Regions from separate parts of the Homo sapiens genome. Here region 1 is linked to region 2. The links are chromatin loops, found by intact Hi-C in ENCODE. Cell type or tissue: MCF 10A. All regions are shown on one strand. Each heading gives the region's core, and the rest is flanking DNA. Links, peaks and the distances in the headings are about the cores only.

Region 1 (10,546 bases), core at 1,423-9,422, 70 kb before region 2:
TTCATGTGATTCTCCTGCCTCAGCCTCCCAAGTAGCTGGAATTACAGGCACACACCACCACACCCGGCTAATTTTTTGTATTTTTAGTAGAGACAGGGTTTCACTATTTTGGCCGGCCTGTTCTTGAACTCCTGATCTCATGATCTGCCTGCCTCAGCCTCCCAAAGTTTAAGCTAGGTGGGAGCTACATAGTTGTTATATAATTATTCCCTATATTTCTTCAGTATACAAAGTGATACTAATTTTACTTATAAACATTGATGCAAAAATTCTAAATAAAATATTAACAAATTAAATCCACGAGTATATAAAAAGAATAATATACCATGAAAAAGTGTTTATTATATCCATCAGTATAATTTGTTACATCAACATGTAACTGTGTATTTAAAGAAAAATGACCACTCACAGAGTTTATTCCAGTAATGTAAGGCTGAATCAACAGCAGGAAATCCAGTAACATAATTCATGGCACCAAAGAAAAGACAAATCCTATATGATTGTATATTGAAAACGTTATTTGATAACATTCAAAGGTTAAATGGATATAGAAAAACTAAACGTACTATTTTAGAAAGCTGTTTGCTCCTCCAAAAGAGAAGTTTTATCTCCTTGAAGTCTGGGTATTTGGTAAAAAATCAAGAAGTTTAAAAAATTATATATTTACCAAAAAAACAAGAGCCAACATTACACTAAAAACAAAATGTTAAAATCAAGAATAAATCAGAAACAACCTTATTGCCATTATTTTTTAATGTGGTTTTAGAAGTTTTAAGCTAAAGCACTGAGACCAGAGTTGAAATAATCAATTCATATAAGTAAGAAATAAAAAACAAGATCCTACATCCCCAACCAAGTGAACAGATCCTCTCTTGGCCAAGGGGACCCCAGGGAAAGCTTGGAAGCTGTGTTCCCAGCAGCCATGACAGGCTGGGAGGTCAGACAGCCTGATTAAACAAACAACTGACCAAGAGATTACTGGATATGGTTTTTAGCACAATATCACATATATCTCTTAGTGATTGTGTTAGCCAATTTGAGTGTTGATTTAGAGATAGATCTGCTCTCTCATCTAGGAGATTTGCAGAGTAGATGATACAAAGCCAATATGGTAGCTCTGTGACATCCTGATGGGAGTACAGGACAAAAGGCACCTCCCTCAGCTATCTGTCCCCACTTTAAAAGAAATCTGTAAAAGTCCCACCCAACAATTCTATTTGCATTTCACTGACTAGATCTGAGTCACTTGGCCATACATATCTGAAAGCAAGGGAAAAAAATGTAATTTTCTATTATAGCTGGCCTCACTGCTACCCCAGGCAAAATTAAGGTTCTGTTGGTAAGGAAGAAAGGAATACAAGACATTGGCTAGGCAACTTGAAGTCTGCCATTCTACTGTAATAAATATAGCACAGTATTAGCATAGCAACAGAGAAATAGCTGGGTAGAACAGAGTAGCAGTCTTGAAATAGATACAAGTATATATGGGAATCAAATTAGATATTATATGTCAGCTTAGAGGGGAAAGATGTTTTGTTTAATACATAAATGGTGCTGGCATAATTGGCCGCTCTGGAGGAAAACAAAGTTAAACACCCATTTTACATAACATATAAAAATAAATTACTAATAGATTTGAAATTTAAATGCAAAAAATAAACATGAAGAAAATTTAGAAAATAAATAATTTTAGAGTGGGAAATGCTTCCTAAGCAGAAAAGGATATGTAAGCATTACACAATTTGAATCCATGAAAATGGAAAATCTATATGGAAAAAGAGGCCATAGACAAACTCTAAAGATGATCAATAGATTTGAAAAAAATAACACATGTGAGAAACACAGGGTTAGTATTTCTAAAGTATCCAAAGCTCCTGCAAAATTTTAAGAAAATCACAAACAACAACATATAAAAATAAGCAAGGAATTAAAAACAGACAACTCATGTAAGAAGAAATTCAAATGGCCAATAAATACATGTAGAAGGAAACATCAGCTGAAAACTAGATGTCAGGGAGATGAAAGGTAAATAAATGAGATGTATTTTCTACCCTGCAGATTAGTCTTGATTAAAGTATGCAAAATCATTTCATGTTGGTGAGGCAGCAGACATTCTCAATATAGCTCATGGGGCTAAAGAGCCATGTATTTTCTTTTTGGGAAGCAATATAGAAAAACCTATTAAAACTATACATATATATATATATATACTCTTTGAGCAAGCATGCTCACTTTTGAAAACCTCTAACAGTTAAAACATCAGTATAGAAGAATATGTTAGAAGATAACACATAGAAATTCCAAGGTTGCTCATAGTGGCAAAAACTGAAAACAATGTGAATGTTAACAGGCACATTGTAAAATAAATGTCATTACCTCCATATTATAAATTATCATGCAACAGCTAAAAAGTGCATGAGATTGAAAAAAAAGTCAGGTTTCAGAGTAAGATATATAAACTATTCCCATTATGGTTTAAAAAAAGGAAGGAAACTCATCCCACAATTGTATATGTGTTTGGTGTATTTGTCCAGACATGATGAATGATGGGGAAGGACACAAATCATATTGTTTACAGCAAAGATTTCAAAGGAGTGGAGCTAGAGATAGGATACAAGGCAGAAAAGTTATTTTGTGTATTCATCTTTGGCCCCTTACTTTCTTCAATGGACATGTATTACTTTTGGGATTTAAAAATTAATTGTGGTTTGACTGCCCATGTCACCAAAGTAATGAAGTTTTGTCAAATAATAATTTTAGTTTTTCCTACAGAAAGAGCTAAACAGATTTTTTTCACCCAACATTTGTACCCTAAAATTGGTTTTACAGGTTGAATTATGTCCCTCCAAAAATATATGTTGAAGTCCTAACCCGCAGTACCTCAGCATGTGTCTTTATTTAGAAATTGGGTCATTGCAAGCATAATTAAGATGAGGTCATATTGGAGAAGGGTGGGCCCCTAATCCAATATCACTAGTGCCTTTATTGGAAGATAGCCGTGTAAAGAAAGAAAGGAAAACTGAAAGAATGGCATGTGGAGATGGAGGCAGAGACTGGAATGATGTCAACTGGTGTTCCTATGAGTCAAGCAACACCAAGGATTGCTAGCCATCACCAGAAGCCATGGAACATAGATTCTCCCTCTTAGAACCCTCAGGAAAAATTAACCCTGCTGACACCTTGATTTTGAATGTCCAGCATCCAGAATTGTGAAAGAATAAATTTCTGTTATTTTAAGCCACCTGGTTTGTGGTATTGTTATGGTAGCCCTAAGAAATGAATACAATGGGTAAATCTGTTTCTTAACTACCAGCATATTTCAATGCATATGAGAAGCATAATCAATGGATTTTCTTTACATTCAAGGAATATAAGTTGTTTCTAGAAACAAAGATTCTCAGTGGCTTGCTTTGAAAATTCTTATTAGAAACTCTATATAAGACAGTTCTAACTTCATTTTCAGCTCATATAAGAAAAAGAAAAGATCTTCAAGAAACATATTCCCAAAACAATGATTCTATAAGTTCAGCATCATATAATGTTACTATTTAAAATTATCTTAAAGACTGTATTCTAGTTTAGCTTAACTGGATAGAACTATTTAATGTGTACCCTCCCTCTACTGCTAGGCACTGTGATTGAGGCTTAGGATATAAGAATAAACAAGATAGATTCATTGATTTAGGATGCTTACAACCTAGTGGAGAACACAGTGCTATGGCAGGGATAAGAATAGTAGGAGATGGGAGAATGGCCACAGCAGAGGGTTGAAGTGAAAATTTTTAGGGAAGATTTCCTCTAAAGAAAGTAACATCTAGGCTGAAACTCAAAAAAAAAAAAAAAAAATAGAGACAAGCAAGTGAATGGGGACGCATTGAAGGGAAGTGTATTCTAAGTGCAGGGGTCAACATGTGCAACTACTAAATGATAGTTTAGCTACTAGAGGTTACAGTGCATAGCCCACTACAGGAATGTCATTTCACAGTGGTGAGAACACAGAGTGTGCTGGAAGACATAGTGAGTTAAGGCTGAAAATTAATTGCAACTTTGTAAACTGTGTTAAAGATTTTAGACTTTATCCTGAGGGTGGCAGAGGGAACAAACCTGAGAAAAGTAATCCAGGCAAAAAAGGTTGGTGCTGGAACTAGGAAGTAACAGCAAGGACAGAAAATACTGAGTAGATGAAAATAGGGTTGGAAAATAGAATTGGTTTGATAATTGAATGGGAGAGTGTGGAAAAGGGAAGGATGAAGGTCAGCTTTTTGGCTAGGGCATCAGGATGAATACTGAAGCCATTTCCAGGAAAGATGTATAAAGTATGAGGGCTGGAGGATGAGGTCAGACATCCCTGAAAAACAATCGAACATCTGGCAGAGAAGGAGACTTAAAAGACATGAAGAAGAGAGTGCCGGAGAGAAAAGAGGAAACCCAGAAAGATATTGCACTTGAAAACTGGAGACACAATGTTCCAGGAAAAAGTGAATGGTCCACAGTATAGATTGTTTTCAAAAGGTCCATTAAATAAGAATTGAGCATGTTTATTGGATTTAGCAAGAAAATGTTGGCTAGTCACCCTAGCAAGAGCAGTTTTAATGGAGTAGTAGGAATAGAAATCAGATTGTTGTGGGCTGAATAGTGAAAAGGAGGGGAAACCAAGAAACAGAAGCTTCAGTTTTAGCAAAGAGGAAAAGCAGCTAGGTTCTGATTGCAAGAGGCTAAGTAAGTTTGTAGATTGCTGGTAGATCAAGTTTGGTGGCTCCCTTTACATGGGGGGAAACCAAGTTACAGAGAAATGATAGCAAATGTTTATCTCTAAAGAGGTATATCAGTTATCATGTTGCATTGAAATTTTAGTACTTCCTTTATACTTTTTTGCATTTCATGTTATTGTATTTTTATAAATTTAAGGAGTACAGGTGCCATTTTGTTACGTGGATATATTACATGGGGTAAAGTCTGGGCTTTTAGTGTAACCATCACCTGAATAATTCATATTGTAGCCATTAAGTAATTTCTCATCTCTCAGGCCCCTCCCACCCTTCCTCCCTTCATGTCCAATGTGTATTATTCCACAGTCTATGTCCATGTATACACATTATTTAGCTCCCACTTATAAGTGAGAACACGTGGTATTTAACTTTCGGTGTCTGAGTTGTTTCACTTAATATAATGGCCTCCAGTTCCATGTACGTTGCTGCAAAAGATATGATTTTATTCTTTTTTTATGACTGAATAGTATTCCATTGTTGATATCTGCCACATTTTAAATTCAATCATCCATTGATGGACACTCAAGTTGATTGCATATCTTTGCTATTATGAATAGTGCTGCAATAAACATACAAGTACAGGTATCTTTTTGATATAATGGTTTCTTTTCCTTTAGGTAGATACCCAGTAGTGGGATTGCTAGATAGAATGCTAGTTCTATTTTTAGTTCTTTGAGAAACCCCCCTACTGTTTTCCATAGAGGTTGTACTAGTTGACATTCCCACCAACAGTGTGTAAGCATTCCCTTTTCTCTGCATCCTTGCCAACATCTGTTAATTTTTTGTCTTTTAAATATGTGCTTCCTTTATGTTGTAAAAATATTATTGTATGGACCAATGAGTCAGTCAAGGTTATGTATTAAGTATATTTTTTGAAGTATATACTTTCCTTTCAAAGAATTTGAATTCCAAGGAAGGAAAAAAGACAAAATGTTCCACACCCAAAAGTGACAGAAGCAGGTCTCCAAATTGTACAGGGAAGGTTATAAGATACTAAACAGTGCCTAAAATGAAATGAAGGCTATCAGGTTCTATAAATGTCTGGTGTGTGTTATCCGAAATCAAGTAGGAATAGTCTACAATTCAAACTAATAATAAAAACACATGCCAGGTGCAGTGGCTCACGCCTATAATCCCAGCTGTTTGAGAGGCCTAAGTAGGAGGATCTCTTGAGCCCAGGAGTGTGAGAACTGCCTTGGCAACATAGATCTCATCTCTACAAAAAAAAAAAAAAAAATATATATATATATATATATATATATATATATATATATATATATATATATATAGCTGAGCTTGGTGGTGTGTGCCTATGGTCCCACATACTTAGGAGGCTGAGATGGGAGGACTGCTTGAGCCCAGGAGGTCAAGGCTGCAGTGACCCTGGGTGACAGAGTAAGACCCTGTCTCAAAATAATAATAATAACAATAACAACAACAATAATAAACCTGATATGGTGTTTCCTGCTTTCAAAGGCTTTTGGGGGCAATCTCCTAAAGTACCAGCAGGTGGGGATATTACAAAAGAGGACGGCAATCACAACAGTGACTTGTTGTCATCACCAACATACAGGAATGAGATGTTAACAGATCAGCAATGGTGGTACCTCCTAAGCATACCTCCAAGTACGCTCCAGGAAATATGACCTTCCTCACTATCCCTAAGAAAAGAGGTTTCCTTTTCTTTGAAATATGTGATACAGTGATTGAGTTGAGTGAAACAATTATTAGTGTGTTTTGGTTTCCCTCATCTCAAATTTTGGAAATGTGGTTACATCATTTTTATAATTAATAATATATGTATAAATTAAGAGGATACAAATGCAATCAGTTACCCCCAAACACACTGTACTTCCAGAGATTAGTTTTAAAATAAAATATGTATTGGCTGGGCTTGGTGGCTCACGCCTGTAATCCCAGCACTTTGGGAAGCTGAGGCGGGCAGATCACTTGAGGCCAGGAGTTCGAGACCAGCCTGGCCAACATAGTGAGACCCTGTCTCTACTAAAAATACAAAAAATTAGCTGAGCATGGTGATGCATGCCTGAAATCCCAGCTATTCAGGAGGCTGAGGCAGGATAATTGCTTGAACCCAGGAGGTGGATGTTGCAGTGAGCCAAGATCATGCCACTGCACTCCAGCCTGGGCGACAGAGCAAGACCCTGTCTCAAATATATATATATCAATATAAATATTTTATTAAATATATATCTTATCAAATATATATATCTTATCAAATATATATATATATACACACACACACATATATATATTTTTTAAGGTAAATTCTGGTGTTTCCAATCTGTGGGATTAGAATTGTTCATAGATGTATGGCATCTATAACAACAAACTTCTACAGGGATGTTTAGGAGGGATTTTTTGTTTAATTTTGTTTTGTTAGTTGTTTGTTGCCTTGCCTAATAGTTCCTATATAATTTCATGTTAAATATAATTGCACTTGGCTGTCTAAGAGTTTGACGGGCTGATTTATAAACATAATTTCATTGGTTTGTTGATTGGTTGGATGGGTGGGTGTTTAGGGGCTTATAGATTGATATTTTTCTGAAATCAGTTTCTGGGTTTACAAGTAATATTTTGAATGTGCCAATTTTGTGTAACATTTTGAGGGAAGGATTTCTGGAACTACCCTAATTTAATGATAAATAGGCCTAGTAAATTATTGCCTGAAATTATTTTGTGTATGAAAAGGCAACTACCAGCAAAAGCATTCTAAAGACAAAAAAAAAAAACTAAGACTTTTTAGTGAATATAAACATGTACACATACATTTTGTAAAATCAAATTTATTTTATGGATTAACTTTCTACTGTCCCCCTTTATTTTAAGGGCACAATAATCATCTCCTGTTTAATACTTCTAAACCTGATTTTCTTAAGAATTGGCTCTTTCTCATCTTATAGACCTCAGGCCTTCTCATTAGGAGATTGCACAGAAAATGTAATCCTAGGAAAAGTAAAAAGACAGAGGATTTCATTCAACCATTGGGGTCTATTAAGAAATAAGTTTTTTTTTGGGAGGCCGAGGCAGGCGGATCTTGAGGTCAGGAGTTCAAGGCCAGCCTGGCCAACATAGTAAAACCCTGTCTCTACTGAAAATACAAAAAAAATTAGCCGGGCATGGTGGCAGGTGCCTGTAATCCCAGCTACTCAGGAGGCTGAGGCAGGAGAATTGCTTGAACCAGGAGGCGGAGGTTGCAGTGAGTGGAGATCGTGCTACTGCGCTCCAGCCTGGCTGACAGTGTAAAACTCTGTCTCAAATTTTAAAAAATAAAATAAAATAAAAATAAGTTTTTAAACTAAATACTGTTTTTATAAGAAGAGCAATGCCAAGCGCTAAAAGGTACAGCAGTTGAAAACCTTGCTAACTTTGTCTCTTGACAGCCTTTCATAGCATGGCTTATCTGATATGGTGTCTAACATTAAAAGTTCTTTGACCATACACAGAGTATGGAATGTCCATATTACAGGCAGTGGAGAAAAACATTGCTTGTGCACCCTGCAAACTTCTCTATCTGAAATGGGAGCACAGACTAATATCTGGGCCAGCCGTTGTTCAGCCTTGCTTGATCAAACATAGCAATTACGTGAAATTGGGGTAATGAGGCTGCTGCCAGCCAACCGGGGCATATTTTATTACATCTAGTTTTCAAAGAAGGTAGAATTAATATATCAAAGCAAATCAGTGTTTGAATATGGCTTTATTTTTTTTCTTATCTAAGAAGTTATTTTGGTCTTTTAGTCTCCTGTGATCTTTATTCTGAGCTACTGTCTACATTGTAAGCCCTGTCTCAGAAATTGTACCCACACTTTGTACAGGAGATACTGTTTCCTACTTTGAAGCCTCTATGAAAACCGTTAAGACCTGAGTAATGATGTTAAGTTCATGCTGACTCTCAGTGTCAAAGACAGGTTTAAAACAAGTTATCTTAAAGCCTGTGATTTTACCATTTACATTTCACTCTTTGGCATCTGTCAATGAATGTTTTCTTTCCAAACCAGAAGGGTAAAAAACGAAATTCCTTTTAAAAGATAAATTACCCCTTATATTCAATCTCACCAAAACTACAATGTTTGGCTTCTATTTGTCACCTGAAGAAGGCAGTTCCCTGGTATTTTCACCCTACGATTTAGCTGAAGCATTCGCACTTACGCACCGTATAGATAAAGCAAGTTCCTACAGAATTCAGGCAAAAGATTATTTCTTTGCCTCAATTTCATCAGATGAGTGCTTTGGACTATGGATTTTGAGGATATTACCACAAAATCATTTTCTAAACCACCTTATGTTCTGTTTAAATGTGCTTTAAATGTTATATTCCGTGGAAGTTTATAATCCCTTGAGGGGAGGTAACAATCAGAGTAGTCTAATTCTACATCATTTGATCGAGGGATTAACTACTTGTATCTTAAATACTAGATAATTGAACGGAAAGGAAAACTTGCAACCATTTAGAAGTCAGCTGGTCGGGAAACCACCGATGGAGAAATTACAGAGTGTGGAGAGGTTTCCATGAGTAGAAACAGCTGCAGTGCCTTTTTAACATCAGAACTGAATAATGCCCGGAAAAGTTTCATGTTATGCAATGTGAGGCATTATTTCTAACATTCTGAAATAGATCTTGTGGTTTGAATATTTGTGCAGGACCACATAGTAGTACAGTAAATGAATGGAGCATTAGAAAGGAAAACATAAATTATAATAGTAATTTCTGGCCGGGCGAGTTGGCTCACGCCTGTAATCCCAGCACTTTGGGAGGCCGAGGCGGGCGGATCACGAGGTCAGGAGATAGAGACCATCCTGGCTAACAAGGTGAAACCCCCGTCTCTACTAAAAATACAAAAAAAAATTAGCCGGGCGCAGTGGCGGGCGCCTGCAGTTCCAGCTACTTGGGAGGCTAAGGCCGAAGAATGGCGTGAACCCGGGAGGCGGAGCTTGCAGTGAGCCTAGACCGCGCCACTGCACCCCAGCCTGGGCGACAGAGCAAAACTCCGTCTAAAAAAAAAAAAAAAAAAGAAATTTCTAAAGCTTACATGTTACATGTTATTTGTCAGGGACTATTGTGAGCGTTTTACATATACATGTTTTAGTTCATTTAATTCCCACAAACACTCTTTTTTTTTTTGTTTTTGTTTGGTTGTTTTTTTCTTCTTTTTTTTTTTTTTTTTTTTTTTTTGAGATGTAGTCTTGCTCTGTCGCCCAGGCTGGAGTGCAGTGACGTGACCTCGGCTCACTGCAACCTCCGCCTCCCGGCTTCAAGGGATTCTTCTACCTCAAGCCTCCGGAGTAGCTGGGACTATAGGCTCGAGCGCCACCACTCCCAGCTAATTTTTGTATTTTTAATAGAGACCAGGTTTCATCATATTGGCCAGGCTGGTTTCGAATTTCTGACCTTGTGATCCGCCCGCCTTGGCCTCCCAAAGTGCTGGGATTACAGGCGTGAGCCACCGTGCCCGGCCCCACATTACTCTTACAAAATAATTTTATGCTCAGATGCAGTGGCTCACACCTGTAATCTCAGAACTTTGCGAGGCTGAGGTGGGCAGATCGCTTGAGCTCAAGAGTTTGAAACCAACCTGGGCAACATGGCAAAACCCCATCTCTACCAAAAAAACAAAAACTAGCCAGGCATGGTAGTATGACCTTGTAGTCCCAGCTACCAAGGAGCCTGAGGTGGGAAGATCACTGGAGCCCAGGAAGTTGAGTCTGCCATGAGCCATGATAGCACCAGTGCGCTCCAGCCTAGGCAACAGTGAGAC
Region 2 (10,546 bases), core at 1,336-9,335:
AGAGGCAGAGAGAATATTTGAATAAAATTTGACCAAAACTTTCCAAACATGATGAAAGTCATGAATATAAACACACAAGAGGCTTGATGAACTCTAAGCAGAGTTAACTCAAAGAGACCCACACTGAGGTACATACTCAAACTGTTGAAGGCCAAGGACAAAGACAGGATTTTTAAACCAACAAGAGAAGTGACTCACCATATACAAGGGATCCTCAATAAAATTATCAGCAAATTTCTCATCATACACTTTGGTGGCCAGAAGGCAGCAGACTGATACATTCAAAGTGCTAGAAAAAAAAACAAAAACCATCAACCAAAAATATTATATCTGGCAAAACTGTATTTCAAAATGAAAGAGAAATGAAGATATTCTCAGATAAACAAAAGCTGAGGGAGTTTATTATCACTAGCCCAGCCCTTCAAAAAATGCTAATAGGAGTCCTGCAGCTTTAAATAAAAGGATAGTAGACAGAACTCAAAGCTTTATGAAGAAAGATCTCAGTAAATGTAAATACACTGGCAATTATAAAAACTAGTATTATAACAATAGTGCATAATTATTTGTTTTCTACATGATTTAAGAGACATTTAAAAAAATAATTATTAGCCTAAAAATTAGTACTATTATTACTTTGGTTTGTAATCCCACATTTTGTTTTGTACATAATTTAAGAGACTAAAACATTTAATAGAATTATTAGCTTATATTTGGGAGCACATATAGAGAAAGGTGCAATTCTGTCACATTAACAACTCAGAAGGGTGGAGACAGCTCTTAAATAAGCAGTTTTTGTAAGGCATTGAAGTTAAGCTGGGATAAATTCAAAGTAGGGGGTCATAAAATTAGGATCTTAAGTACAATCCTCATGACAACCACAAAGAAAATGCTATCGAATATATAAAAAAGAAAATGAGAAATTATTTTAAATATCTCACTACAAAAAACATCAGCTAAACAATAAAGATAGTAATGCAGAAAATGAGGGACAAGAAAACAAATACCAAAATGACAGAAGTAAGTTCCTTCTTACTTAAATATTACTGGATTGAACTCCCCAATCAAAAGACAGAGATTGAAGTAATATATTTTTTAAATGTGATTCAACTATATGCTGTGTACAGTAGACTCACTTTTTATCTAAAGATACAAATAGGTTGAAAGTTAAAGTATAGAAAACAATATTCCATGCAAATAGCAATCAGAACAAAGGAGATGTGCCTATACCAGTGCCAGACAAAATAAACTTTATGTTCAAAGTATTACAAAAGACAAAGAAGGACATTATATATTCATAAAAGATTCAAAATAGCAAGATGAAATAATTAGCATTTATACGCCTAATAACAGACCATACATTATATGAAGAAAAAATTAACAAAACTGAAGAGATTAATTGACAGTCTACAATAAATAGTTGGAGATTTAAATATCCCACTCTCAATAATAGAAAAACCAGACAGGAGACAAGGAAATAGAAAAATTGAATGACGCAATAAACCAACTAAATCTAACAGACATATACAGAACATTCTTCTCAACAATAACAGAATATACATTCTTCTTAAGTGCACATAATAGATTTTCCAAAATCGACTATATGTTAGGTCACAAATTAAGTCTCAATAGATTTTAAAAGATAGATATCATATAAAGCATCTTCTCTGACCATGACAGGATGAAATTGGAAATCAATAACAGAAGAAAACTGAAAAATGTATAAATTTTTAGAAATTAACATACTCTTAACCAATCAATGAAAAAGAAATCACAAGGAAAATTAGAAAATACTTAAAGATTAATGAAAACAGGTTGGGTGCAGGTGGCTCATGCTTGTAATCCCACCACCTTGGGAGGCCAAGGCAGGCAGATCATTTGAGCTCAGGAGTTCAAGAACAGCCTGCTCAACATGGTGAAACCCTATCTCTACTAAAAAAACAAAAATTAGCTGAGCATGGTGGCACATGCCGGTAATCTCAGCTACTCAGGATATAAACACACTAAAATCAATCACATTTCTATACACTGATGATGAACAATCGGAAAAGAAAATTAAGAAACAATTCAATTTAAAATAATATCTGTCTTAGTGTATTCCTGCTGCTATAACAAAATACCTGAGACTGGGTAATTTATAAATAACATGCATTCATTTTCTCATATTTCTGCAGCCTGAGAAGTCCTAGATCAAAACACCAGAAAATTCAATGTCTAGTGAGGGCAGCTATCTACTTCCAGGATGGTGCCTTTTGCTACATCTTCACATGGCAGAAGGGGCAAACAGCTCCCTCACACCTCTTTTATAAGAGTGCTAAGTCATGAGGATGGCACTCATGACCTAATCATCTCCTAAGGACCCCACCTCTTAATACTATCACATTGGCAAGAAAGTTTCAACATGAATATGTGTGTATGGGGGAGACACATTCAGACCACAGCAGCATTATAAATAATAAAATACTTGGGAATTAACCAATGAGACGTAAGACTTGTACAGTGAAAACTCTTTTTAAAAATTCTGAAATAAAGAAGACAAAAATAAATGGAAAGACATCTTTTGTTCATGGACTGGAAGGCTTAGTATTGTTAAGATCTCAATACTACCCAAAGCAATCTACATATTTAATTCAATCACTATCAAAATCCCAATGACCTTTTTTACAGAAATAAGAAAACCCATCCTAAAACTCATAACTATATGAGTTAGTATCTGAAAGGACCCCAAATAGCCAAAACACTCCAGGAAAAGAAGAACAAAGCTAGAGGAATCACACCTCCTCATTTCAAAATTTATTACAATGCTACAGCAATCAAAGCAGTGTAGACCTGGCATAAAGACAGACATAGACTATTGGAATAGAATACAGAGTCTAGATAACAAACCTTTACATGTATACTCAAATTATTTTCGACAGAAATGTCAAGACCACTTAATGGAGAAAAGTCCATTTTTTCAACAAATGGTGTTGGCTAAACTAGATATCCTCATGCCAAAAAATGAAGTTGGACCCTTACCTAACACCATATATTAAAAAAAACTAAAAATGCATCAATGACTATATTAGCCTGTTCCCACATTACTATAAGGAAATACCTGAGACTGGGTAATTTATAACAAAAAGAGGTTTAATTGACTCACAGTTCTGCATGGCTGGGAAGGCCTCAGGAAACTTACAAACATGGCAGAAGGCACCTCTTCACAAGGTGGCAGGAGAGAAAATGAGTGCAGCAGGGGAAACGCCAGATGCTTATAAAACCATGAGATCTCGTGAGAACTCACTATCACCAGAGCAGCATGGGGGAAACTGCCCACATGATTCAATTTTGTCTCACCAGTTTCCTCTCGCAACACATAGAGATTATGGGGATTACAATTCAAGATGAGATTTGGGTGGGTACACAGCCAAATCATATCAATGATCTAAATGTGAGAACTAAAACCCTTAGAACAAAACACAGGGCAAATGCTTCATGACGTTGAATTTGACAATTATTTCTTAGATATGACACCAAAGGCACAGGTAACAAAAGAAAAAAAATTGGACATCATAAATTTAAAAATGTTTGTACACCAAAAGACATTATCAATAAAATAGAGTGTCAACCTACAGAATGGGAGAAAATATTTGCAAGAAGACATTTGCAAATTGCATATCTTTTAAGGGATTAGTATCCAGAATACATAGAGAATTTCTTAAATTTAACAACAGAAAACTATCTGATTCAAAAATGGGCACAGGACTTCAATAGACATTTCTCCAAAGAAGACATACAAATAGCCAATAAGCACATGAAAAGATGCTCAATATCACTAGGAAAATTCAAATCAAAACTACAATAAGATACTACCTCACACCCATTAGGATGGCTGCTAACAGGAAAAAAAAAATAAGTGTTGGTAAAGATGTGGAGAAATTGGAACACTTGTGTACTGTTAGTGGGAACATAAACTAGTACAGCCACTGTGGGAAACAGTAAAGCAATTTCTCAAAAAATTAAAAATAGATTTACCATATGATCCAGCAATTCCAGTTCTGAATATGTACTTAAAATAATTGAAAACAAGGTTTCAAAAGGGTATTTGTATATCCATGCACATAGCATTATTCACAATAGCTAAAATATGGTGTTAAAGCAAACTAAATATGGCCTGAGAAGGACTTTGTACTTCTATATTTGAGTCCTTGTGGACGAACTGCAACCTAACTTAGCGGGTAGACAAGATTGAAACCCTGACTTAGGAGTATGCACCCATAACAGTGGTTGAGTCTTGGCCAATCCTAACAGCCATACTTCAACCAGTAATACACTGCTGAGTGTTCAAATTGTGTTCAAATGAGGTAAATGGCAATCTGTAACCAATCCAGCTGTTTCTGTACCTCACCTCTGATTTCTGTACATCACTTCTCTTTTTTTGTCTATAAATTTGTTCTGACCACAAGGCAACCCTGGGGTCTCTCTGAATCTGCTGTGATTCTGGGGACTGCCCAATTTGTGAATCATTCATTGCTCAATTAAACTTCTTTAAATTTAATTCAGCTGAAGTTTTTCTTTTAACAATGGAAGCAACCCAAGTATAATACACACACACATTATACACACCACACACACACATTATACACACCACACACACAAATATTTCAACCTTAAAAAGGAAGGAAATTCTGGCATATGCTACAATGTGGATGAACCTTGAGGACATTATGCTAAATAAAATATGCCAGTTACTAAAACACAAATATTATATGATTCTACTTATCTGAGGTATTTTGAATAGTCAAAATCATTAAAAAAACCAGAAAGTAGAATGATGGTTTCCAGGGCCTTGGAGTAGGAGAAAAACAGGAGTTATTGTTTAATGGGTATGTAGTTTCAGTTTTGCAAGTTAAAAAGAGTTCTGGAGATAGATGCTGGTGATGACTGCCCAACAATATGAACATACTTAATACTACTGCCCTGTACACTTAAAATGGTTAAGATGGTAAATTTTATGTTATGTGTATTTTATCACAATAAGAAAAATTGGGAGAAACAGGAAGTTATGGAAAGGTTGATTTGAGATCAATAATACTTTCTAATACTTAAAGGGCATGTAAATGGAATGGATGACCTTTTAAGATGGCATGATGAGATCTCACAAACTGAAAATATTATAGCAAAAACTGGAAAGCCATTTATTGAGGATTTTATGGTAGAGAGTAATCTTTTATTATTCAGAATATTGTATTAGATTACTTTTAACTTCTTGGATGGAAGAAGACATGATTTTCGATAACCATAGAGGTGAGCCAGAGTTCAACATACTTGGAGATAAAATAAATTAGATGCACTCTTACCCCACTGAGTAAATAATGCAGCAAATACACTTTCACTATTAAGAGTTATAGTAAGAGTCACATTGTTTAAATCATTAAGCCTTTATTTCACCAAAAAATATTACTTCTCCATTTAATATGAAGATATTTTCCAATACCTTGAAGTATAAACCTTTTGATTTAGTTTTTACAGTATCACCTGAAAACACTGCTATGCACAGCAATAATAGTGTGGGCTCATGAAACCAAATTATAGGTAAAAACAAGCTTAAAGAAGGGATTGAGTCTGTGTGATAGCATTTTTCGGAGGCTCTGGAGCCCCCAGAATAGATTTTTCCAAGATTTTCATCATGAATAACAAAATATATATAAATACCTCTAATGTGAAAGAGACAGGGCTAGAATATCTGAGAACTGGAAATGGACTGAAGGAGGACCTATCTACATGGGTGATTATTCTTTAACATTCCTGCTGTATCATTCATGTTCCTGGAAGGAAACAGAAGCCACACCCAAAAGGGCTTTGGGGAAGAAACTTAAATGAAGGTCCTATTTATAGAGGTGTGAGTAGTGTGATTATTATAGCTCCACGCTATTATCACCCTTAGTCCTGAAGCAGCAAAGAAGATGTGCCATCTGCCAGGAGCTGTGGCTGTCAAGTAATGCAGGACTGCCACACTATGCTTTAGTCATGGAGGGAGAGAGAGGAGAAAAGATCTCAACCTCTTTTTCCTTCCACCCTCTGATCACCAGCCAATGCTTGCAGAATCCAACTAGAAGCCATAGGACAGAGAACCCAGTTAATGGTCTGTAGACATCAGCCTTTCAGGGTACAGAACCCAACATAGAACACAGAAACATTTCAGAGAATAAATTCAGGAGAGTGTGGTGGCAAATTGAGAAGAACCAAAACACTGGGACCTCAGAGAAGAATCCAGTAGCTGGAACAGGGAGATTCATCCACATTGTAGCATATGCCTGTGCTGACACATTAAGTAGGCACTATGCTTTGGCACCCATACACTCAGTTGTGAGTCACCCTTTCATTCCTTTTTTTCTCACATCCAGTTGTATTTACTTCATAGCATATCATTATATGAAATTACCATTCTTTTTTGTTTGTTTAAAGTTTATTACCTGTCATCTCTTCACTAAAGAGTATGCTCCATGAGACAAGAACTTTATTGGACACACTACTTTGTCTCTAGCACTCAAAACAATTGGCACATAGGAAATATTTAGTAGACACTTCTTTAAAGATCTTTTGCCTAAGTAGAAGTTTGAATGGCTGTCATTTTCTATCTGAACTTCTTGGAACAGGGAGGCTCCACAACACTTCCCTATATGGAAAATTATTTAACAGCTAAATAAAGATTTATAAAGTAATAGCTAATGAAAATGACATTTAAACTGGATTGGAACAAAACACATAAAGGACCAAAATTCCTGGGCAAACGTTTGCTTAGATATAGGCCTGGGGTTAAGCCAAGGAAAATCACTGGAATAATTCTTGATAAAAAGATTTGACCCATACCAGAATGACACAGTAAATCTCCCGAATAGATTTTCATTCCAAACTAGTACAAGAAGCCAGAAAGCCTCAATACGAATAAACTTCCAAACAGCCCTTTGATGTGAGGCTTGCCAAAGAGCAGCAGTGAGGAATGAAGTCCGACAGCTCAGAATCTTCTTTGGCCAACTAAATTAATGTCAAACAAAATAAAAACCTAGGCAGCCATTTATATAGCCCAGAGAGGAATAGAGAACCCTTTTCTTGCTTTATTTGGAAGTATCTACAAATTAAGACACTTATAAATCATACAGTTTTAATTTATTCAACATAAAAGTGACCCAAATGAAAAGTCCATTATTGTATTTAGCATAAGTGGTATTTATTTATCAAGCACATGCTGTTATAGTAACTGTGTCACCAAGCAGACGAAAAGAAGTAAAGTACAATCCCTGCCCTCTTGAGGATTACAATCCATGGCAGAAAAGATAATAATCTTTTTATTATCTTTTCTTTTATTGTCTTTTCTTATTATCTTTCTTTTATTATCTTTTCAGAAAGCTAATAATCAGTTTCATGACAAAGGCTATAAGAAAGGTATAAACAAGGCGTGATGAAAATACAGGAAAGGGAGGAGTAGGCACTGCCCAGAGATAAGGGCTTCGCAGAGGGAATGATATTTAAATTGAGTATTAAAGGGTATGTAGAAATATTTTTAGTTTAACAAGAGGATTTGGGAAGACATAACAAGCACACCATAACACTGCCAGTATTTGCAACTGTGCTTATTTGCAATTGTGCTCACTATTGTTGCTGCTAGCAGCTATTATAATTGTGATGAAATAAGGAGAAAAAAACAGGTAAATTTAATTCATAACAGATACAGTCATGCCACATGAAAAACAGATAAATACAGCTTGAGCCATATGTTTTACAACAGTTCAAATAGAGAAAAGTAATAGGACAATAAAGTCATCACATGGCAAAATGGGCATTTAAATCTCTAAGCTGCACTGAAGTCAGAACCATGTTCAGGTTGCAAGTGATAAGAACTTCTGCCACATTGAATTGATGTTCTTAATCTGACCTCATCCAATTTCATGACTCTAAGTACCATCTATAGGGTGTGTCGCCAAACATTGTATCACCGCCCTAGTTTTCTCCTCTGATCTCCTCTTTGGTATATGTGCAACAGGCATCTCAAAGTAAACATTTCCAAATAATAACTCTTGTTCTCTCTACCTTCACTCATCCAGCCTGCCCTTCCCACAGACTTCTCCATCTCAGTAAATGACTTCAGCTATTAAATTTCTCAGCTACCCAGTTACCCTTCAGTGCTCTCTTTTATACCCCTCATTCAATCCATCAGCAAATCTTCTATCTTCAAAATGTACCCAGAACTGGACCATATCTCACCACTTCCATTTTACCATGCTGGTCCAAGTCATTGTTACTCCTTGCCTCCTAATATGTCTCTCTGCTCATCCCTTGCCACAACTATAGTTTATTATTCATGCAATCTTCAGAGTGATCAATGTAAATATGCATTGCCACATCTCCCCTCTATTCAAAAGTCTCCAATAGTTTCCAGTCTGATTCAGATATATTTGTCTCTGTATGTCTGTGTGTTTGCCCCTGTCTCTGTGACTCTGTACATATGTCTCTGTATTTGTGTGTCTCTATTCTCTGTATATGTCTGTGTGTGTGTGTGTGTCTCTGTCTGTGTCTGTGTCTATGACTGTACATATGTATCTGTGTGTGTCTGTCTCTATTCTCTGCATTTGTCTCTGTGTGTGTCTCTGTTTATGTATCTGTGTGTCTTTATGTGACTCTGCATGTATGTGTGTGTCTCTATGTGTATGTCTCTATGTGTATCTCTGTGTATCCCTGTGTCTGTGTATACATACATATATGTATGGGTATATGTATGTACACATGTATACCTATGTATAAAATTGCCCATCTGGCCCTGTGTGCTCTGCCCCCTCCTGTCCACACTCACCTTTCTGGCCTATGCCCTACTCTCCCTCTCAGTCACTCTGCTGCAGTGCGGCAGCCACACGGCCTCCTTGATGTTCCTCAAACATTCCAACAGGCTGTTGCCTCAGTGTTTACTGTTCTCTTTGCCACTTCCTTCATGTGCTTTACATCTCAGGGAGGTCTTCCCTGGCCTTATCTAAAATTTAAATGCCCCTTCCCCCACTCCATATCTCCATTCCAAGCTATATTGCTTGTGTAATCTTGGATTTACCTTTTCCTGTTATGTATGTCTTGTATGTCTCCTCCCGACTGTTCAATGAGGGCACAGATTTCTGTCTGTTTCACTCACCGCTGTATCTGCAGTGCCTCGTATTTCTTCCACAAAGGATCTTCTCAATAAATGGTACTTAATTTTTTAAATGCAGCTTTTCATTACACACTAGCAACTGGAAAGGCATGCAATTCTATTTCCAAAATTCATTAAACAAACGTGGTAAACATTCAGGCCAGAAGGCGGCAGCAAAGCTTCATCAGCCCAGCAACCGGCCATCATGCTGGGTCAGCAATTCAGAGGCGCAACTAATGGAAAATTAGGCAGAACAGCTTTTCACCAGGGAGTCTGAGCTGAAGGAGGTGAGGCCAGAGAACTGAGCTGGTTAGGACTGCACCCTGGCCAAAGAGCAGGGAGACAGATAGGAAGAGAGAGAAAGGCAAGGCTTGTCCAGGAGAATGAGACCCACATTAGGGGCTCACAGAATGAACATTCAGGTTGTCAGGGAACTTAATCAGGTGCCAGAAAATTTGGCATATTATCTCAGCAAACTCAGGTAAACCTTTTGGCGATGTCCACAGGGAGGTTCCCTTTCAGATAACAAGTCTATTTATCACTGTAGCTAGAATCTGGGAGCCAAAATATACCTACCCCTATTAAGACAGGAGAATTATGCCAGTCCCAACAAGTGTGTCACCAAGCCGACAAAAATAAGTAAAGTACAATCCCTAGCCTCTTGAGGATTACAATCCACGGCAGAAAAGATATGAAAGCTAATAATTAGCTTTCCCTGAGGGCCATGTTTCTTTTCACAATTGCAGTGCCACATCTCATACTTTGTTAAAGAAAAATAAAGATGGCAAGTGCTTAGGTCTAGGCTGCTGCAGAAGAAAACCAGATGTAGGAGGAACTGTGACTCTGCCTCTCATGCAGGCCTGAATCTGGAGTGTGGTCCTCCTGTGGGGTTGCACTTACTCTGGATTTTTCCAGAAAGACTGTCTATAGGTGCCTGCATGCTGTGTTCCTGTGAGGGAAGCCCCAGCTGTGTCTGTGGTGGAGTGCCAGAGGGGAAAAAGGACCCCTTCTCCAAGCCCTTTCACCATCACGGAGGCTGCCTGCCTGTTGGGGTAGAGATGTAGACTTTCCCTACTACACCCGGCACTGCAATTGTGTCTCTGCTGTCAGAAACTAACCATTAGTGGAAAGATCTGGAACTTGAGGCCTGATTTTCAGATTCTTTTGTTCCATGGGGTGATCCTTGACGTGCTGCTCTTCCCCTTCCCCTAGGGATGGGGCTTCCTGAGAGCCGGACTGCTGTGCTCGTTATTGCTCTTCTGGGTCTAACCACTCAGTAGGGCCACCAGACTCCAGGCTGGTGCTAAGGAATGGCTGCAAAAAGCCTGTGATGTGGTCCGTCTTTAGGTCTCCCAGCTGTGAATACCAGCACCTTCTCTGGTGGAGGTGGCAGGA

Evidence for each region. Hi-C counts contacts between places; a loop is a spot of excess contacts. Peaks named below come from ENCODE experiments on the same cell type or tissue, not always from the same donor. Only the 100,000 strongest peaks of a DNase experiment are listed, where the experiment ranks them.
Region 1: a loop joins it to region 2, with 9 times the contacts of the local background. A loop is called at or near these places in 9 of 110 quality-filtered maps.

The regions. Positions count from the first base shown.
Region 1 is chr5:64,068,447-64,078,992 of GRCh38, forward strand. No RefSeq gene overlaps it. Among named protein-coding and RNA genes, the nearest start is that of RNF180, 92 kb to the right of the region's middle. In MCF 10A, for the core only: a CTCF peak has its summit at 6,286 (motif pointing right); no DNase peak of the experiment used is centred there.
Region 2 is chr5:64,138,713-64,149,258 of GRCh38, forward strand. No RefSeq gene overlaps it. Among named protein-coding and RNA genes, the nearest start is that of RNF180, 22 kb to the right of the region's middle. In MCF 10A, for the core only: a CTCF peak has its summit at 9,316 (motif pointing right); a DNase peak (open chromatin) is centred at 6,319.